Regions from separate parts of the Homo sapiens genome. Here region 1 is linked to region 2. Evidence: chromatin loops called from intact Hi-C (ENCODE). Cell type or tissue: MCF 10A. All regions are shown on one strand. Links, peaks and the distances in the headings refer to the core of each region. The heading gives the core; the rest is flanking DNA. Region 1 overlaps PARK7 (Parkinsonism associated deglycase). Region 2 overlaps PER3 (period circadian regulator 3).

Region 1 (2,923 bases), core at 95-2,594, 170 kb before region 2:
ATGGAAGTGTCAGTTGATGAAGTCTTTCCAAATTGGCAGGTCCTAACTTGAGATTTTTATTTAAATGTATTCACTGAAAACGGCCAACTTCAGGGAGGGTCACAAGCATATTGCGTATGTAATGGTCCTAAATAAGGATTAAAAACAAAGATTTTATATACCTTTCATTGTTATTTCATCTTAAAGCTTTTTACAAAGTATTCATTCTACCTTTTTCCTCTAAGCCACACATATAAACATTCTTTCTAAGGCCTCACATGACACTTAGAAGGATACGTTTCAGAACAGCACCTTGATCTTGGAAACACTTAAGGTGCCCTGGATGGCTAAGATCCTGTGGCACAGTTTGTACACTTTTAGTGTCAGCAAACCTGAGAGGTCTTGGTCTTACTGTCCTTTCATTTTTCAACAAGACTCCAAGGAAGGAATTATATAATATACCCACAAGCTACTCAGACCGTAGCTGTTACAAACAGGAAGATCACACAAATACTACCTAATTACATAAGCTTTCTGCCTAATATCAGCTGTCAGTTTCAGACCAAGTCCTGATTTATAGCTCTTAAATCAAAAGCCTCAAATGTCTCTTCTCCACGTTATTTTTACACACAAGACAGCTATGTATGGTAGCAAATTTTAGAAGTCCGTAAGAATTGAATAATTATCAATTTTTATTTGAATGGATTTATAAATTGTTTTTAATTTTTATTTGGTAAGAATTTAAGAAGAAATTCCTACATCATCTTGCATTTTAAAGTAAACTTTAATAGATGATAGCACAGTGAGGAAAGTGATCGGTGAACGAGAATTTTTAGGCTGCTCCCTTCAAGGTGGTAATAAAATCACTGCTACGATGTGAATAAATTTATGTTACAGTTGGATTCAGGAATTTACTGATGTCTTTCATACTTATCAGGTAAGCTCATAATCACTGCTTTCTGGGGCGTCAGAACCCTATTTGGAATACTGGAGAAGAGACGTTTCACTCTCCCAGGACCTGGGATTCTGATGGATGAAAACGCTCTGTACTCTGCACTACAGTGCAGAGGGCGCAGCTGACCATGTCCCCTTCTGCAGCCAACAGCACCACCCTGTGGTAACATGCAAAATGACCACCTCTGCCAACTCCCCAGCTCCTCCAGGTGGCCAAGACCTTGCTTCCAGAGGCCTCATTCCTAGACCTGGGCATCTCAGCTGACAACTGTCCACTCCTCCAACTCCACACTTCCTCCCCCTCCCCTACTCAAAGTAAATATCATTTAATTTTCTTCTCAACATAGACTCCCTTCCAATTTGCGTTCCTCATTCACTCAATATTAAGGACTAGGCTAATATTCTTTGTGTTCAAAATGTTTCCAATCCCTAACTGCAACACTTCAGAATAATCTTGGCTGGGTGCGGTGGCTCACGCCTGTAATCCTAGCACTTTGGGAGGCCAAGGTGGGCGGATCACGAGATCAGGAGTTCGAGACCAGCCTGGCTAACATGGTGAAACCCCGTCTCTACCAAAAATACAAAAATTAGCTGGGCATGGTGGCAGGTGCCTGTAATTCTAGCTACTCGGGAGCCTGAGGCAGGAGAATCGCTTGAACCTGGGAGGTGGAGGTTGCAGTGAGCCGAAATTGCACCACTGCACTCCAGCTTGGGCAACAAGAGCAAAGCTCCCATTTCAACAAAAAAAAAAAAAAAAAAGAATCTTATTTTTCTGTTTGCCAATTTAAAAGATCCAAATCTCTTCCATCACTCCTCTGTTCCATTCCCATAACCCTCATCTCAATTAGCTCAGCTCATCATCACATTTTTTCCTATTTCTGGTGTAGTGCCCACAACAGTGGTGCAGGATATTCAATGGTATAAACACACTGCTAGTGTGTTTTCTATTTTTACTGTTTTTTATATAATTTTTTTTTTTTTGAGATGGAGTCTCACTCTGTCGCCCAGGCTGGAGAGCAGTGGCGCAATCTCGGCTCACTGCAAGCTCTGCCCCCCAGGTTCACACCATTCTCCTGCCTCAGCCTCCCGAGTAGCTGGGACTACAGGCACCCGCCACCACGCCTGGCTAATTTTTTGTATTTTTAGGAGAGACAGGGTTTCACCGTGTTAGCCAGGATGGTCTCGATCTCCTGACCTTGTGATCCGCACGCCTCGGCCTCCCAAAGTGCTGGGATTACAGGTGTGAGCCACCGCCCTTGGCCTATTTTTACTTTTTTTTTTTAAGAGACCAAGTCTTGCTCTGTCCTTTAGGCTCAAGTGCAGTGGTGTGATCACCACATCTCAATGTAACCTCAAATTCCTGGGCTCAAAGTGATCCTCCCACCTCAGCCTCCTGAGTAGCTGGGACTACAAGTGTGCACCACCACACCAGGCTGATTTTTTAAAATATTTTTTTGTAGAGGTCGGTGGGGGGGTCTCACTATGTTGCCCAGGCTGGTCTTGAACTCCTGGGTTCAAGTGATCCTCCCACCTCAGTCTCCCAAAGTGCTAGGATTACAGCTATGAGCCACCACAGCCAGCCTGTTTATTTTTTAATGTTGATTTAAAGTACTATAAGGCCCATGCTTCTTAGCATGGCATTCCATCTAGCCTCAGCACAAAACAGTAAGCCAAATGTGGTTGATTTTTTTTTTTTTTTTTTGAAACGAAGTCTTGCTCTGTCGCTCAGGCTGGAGTGCAGTGGCACGATCTCGGCTCACTGCAATCTCCGCCTCCCGGGTTCAAGCGATTCTCCTGCCTCAGCCTCCCAAGTAGCTAGGACGACAGGCATGCGCCACCATGCCCTGCTAATTTTTGTTATTTTTATTTTTATTATTTTATTTTATTTATTTTTTGAGACGGAGTTTCACTCTTGTTGCCCAGGCTGGAGTGCAATGGCGCAATCTTGGCTCACTGCAACCTCCACTTCCCAGGTTCAAGCGATTCTCCT
Region 2 (2,923 bases), core at 191-2,690:
ATGCTGACACGAAAGGCACTCCTCTGTCATTTCGGCAATTTTCAAGAGCAAGGTCTTATGTTCTAGTCTAGGTAGGTATTTCCAGGACAACATATTGTTAAAAAGCCATAGTATAATTAATTTTTTAAAACAGGAAAATAAACTCTAGTTCTTTATGCCCAGTTTAGAATACAGAGAACAAACTAACTATATATTATACTTTTTCCAAGAACGTGGCAGGTATTTCATGCACCCTAGAGATTTTATGGGAGACATTCTGAAAACCACCGAGGACAGTTACTCTACACGACACCATTAGTTCTATTTACCACTTATTCATTGAATCTCTTGTAGAAAACACCTTTAGTTATTTCAACACATACATTTTCCCACTTTTACCTTACAATAGTTAAGAGAAACTGAGACCTACCATCCCTCTCCTCCCATCTTTAAAACTGAAATTATTTTAAAAATCCTGAAGCCAAAACCCAAAGGCTGAGCACGCTGGTGCCTTTGGAATGTAATAATTCTCTCAGTCACGTGGTTTGCTGTCTTACAATGGGTTCTTACAAAAATATTCTGTGTAACACAGAATAAGGAACAAAGAATAAAATTTAATTTAAAAACGAAAAGAGAAAGACAAAAATTTCTGGAATGTAGAGGGCAAAGATTTGTCTCCCTTTACAGTTTATTTTTGTGAAGTGAATTTACTGAGCATTAAAACAAAACACAATTCAGGGAACTTTGCATTTTTAACAATCTCACCTTACCTGTAAGAGAAGTTTGTAAATTTGTTCTTGTAATTCTGTTATGTCTTTGTCATTATCGTTCATCTTTTTAATTTTGGTAGCAAAAACATCCTCATTTAGTGGGCTCCTAGAAAATGCCCAGTGAGAGACTGAGTCAAACAATTTAAATGAAGTCGAAAGTGATTTTTAATAGACTATTCCAAGAATAGATCTATGCTTTTACAAAACAATTCTTTGACTCCAAAGAAAAAATATGAGGCTAGAATTCTATTCATGAAGGTACAGAAAATAATAAGAAACAAATGAGACATTAACAGGCCCCTTAAGTTTCTCTAAAGCACTCATCTTTCTGTAATGGTTTCAGTGCTATATATGTACAAATCTGAAATCAGGGACAAGTAACCTCCTTAGCTACTAAAATATCTTCAGCAAATAACTGGTTTCAAAATTTGACAGTAACTGAGTAACTGTAACTTACTCTAAGAATTTTAAAGACCCCAAGTTTTCCAAACAACATTTAATGTTTATTGCACCTAACACTTAAGCTATCTAATTAAGACAGTTCTGCAACCCACCCTAGTGGTGAAAATGTAGCTATTACAATACCTTCGGTCTTATTTATACTCAAATTTTAGAGCATCTTCAATCTATGACCTGAATACAGTGAATGGCACACATGCCAACAGAGAGGATTACAAAGAAGGGAAGGAACTGATGTTTACTTGGGACCTTCTATGTGACAGGCACTGTACTATACTAGTTTTTTTTTTTTTTTTTTTTTTTTTTTGAGACAGAGTCTTGCTCTGTCACCCAGGCTGGAGTGCAGTAGCATAATCTTGGTTCACTGCAATCTTTGCCACCCAGGTTCAGGCGATCCTCCTGCCTCAGCCTCCCGAGTAGCTGGGATTACAGGTGCACGCCACCACGCCTGGCTAATTTTTGTATTTTTAGTAGAGACGGGGTTTCGCCATGTTGGCCAGGCTGGTCTTGAACTCCTGACCTCAAATGATCCACCCGCTTCGGCCTCCCAAAGTGCTGGCATTACAGGAGTGTGCCACTGCACCCAGCCTGTACTAGTTTTTATAACATAGAAGAATACCTGACATTTTGAAAATCCTTATTATTCCAAGTGCTTTACACGTATTTTCTCCTTCACCTGATTAAATACCTTTTCCAGGTGGCCTGGCAGGTAAGGGGGAAGCAGGTGTTCACGAAGGGACCAGAGTCTGGGCTCCAGAGTCCACCCTGTGTGCCACCACACTGTACTGCCTGTGGGTACCTTGGTAAAGCAAGTCCCATTCGTGAGGCATACTGAATCAGCTGCATCAGCTCACGGAGTTCTCACAACAACCCAGAAAGTAGGAATTATCCCCGATACACAAAGTCAGGGGATGAGGTACTCTGAGGAACTGGCCCAAGTTCACATAACCGAGAAGCAGCAGTTAGGATTTGAATCCGCCTACGTCTGACCCCCAAGCCTGGGCTGTCCTTTTTCCATTATGCCAGCCTGCCGTTTCTCAACTGATACATGCAGCTCAGTTACCTAAAAACTGAAACAGTTTCCCAAAGGCAGAAATTATCAAGACAATCATAGGATGCTGACAGTATCGTAAAAGCAGTCAGGAATATCTCCACGTCTAGGGACTATTCACTCACCCTGCACATTTCCATCACAGTGGAACAGCTGCACCAATCGCCTTTCTCTACTTTAGCATCTAGACTGTATCTAGATCAATATCTATCTGCATGGCGTCAGGTACACCATATGTCTGTGGCAAGCAGTACCTGAATATATAACCTTATTTCACAACTTGACACACTATACGTTTTATGTAACTGTCTCTCCCTATATCCCACTGCCAGGTAAGTGCCACGGGGTGAGGTATTTTGTCTACTTTGTTCACTCCTGGATCTTCAGTACCTAGAACAGTGTCTGGTCCATAGCAGGCACCCACTACATATTTGCTAAAGGAACAAATACATGGTTGATTGATCTGGGAATAAAAGTACACCTGGTTCCTAATATAAACACATTGTGAGCTTGAAAACCTTTCAGAGGTATTTGGAATTTGTTTTTTGAGTGAAATGGAAATAGAACAGATTGCTTTATGAGATTTACATATTCCTAGTTGTGAAAATTTCTACAAAACTAAATTGTGTATGTATGTGTGTGTGTGTATGTAATATATATATAT

The links. Hi-C counts contacts between places; a loop is a spot of excess contacts. Peaks named below come from ENCODE experiments on the same cell type or tissue, not always from the same donor. Only the 100,000 strongest peaks of a DNase experiment are listed, where the experiment ranks them.
Region 1: a loop joins it to region 2, with 16 times the contacts of the local background. A loop is called at or near these places in 2 of 110 quality-filtered maps.

What each region holds. Positions count from the first base shown.
Region 1 is chr1:7,973,620-7,976,542 of GRCh38, reverse strand. The region is part of intron 5 of PARK7 (Parkinsonism associated deglycase); the gene reads right to left. Among named protein-coding and RNA genes, the nearest start is that of PARK7, 13 kb to the right of the region's middle. In MCF 10A, for the core only: a CTCF peak has its summit at 1,115 (motif pointing left); a DNase peak (open chromatin) is centred at 1,092.
Region 2 is chr1:7,806,825-7,809,747 of GRCh38, reverse strand. PER3 (period circadian regulator 3) reads right to left here. Exons shown (of 22, transcript NM_001377275.1): 11 at 750-855. LOC124903833 (a long non-coding RNA gene) reads left to right here. Exons shown (of 2, transcript XR_007065450.1): 2 at 1-611. Among named protein-coding and RNA genes, the nearest start is that of PER3, 24 kb to the right of the region's middle. In MCF 10A, for the core only: a CTCF peak has its summit at 1,318; no DNase peak of the experiment used is centred there.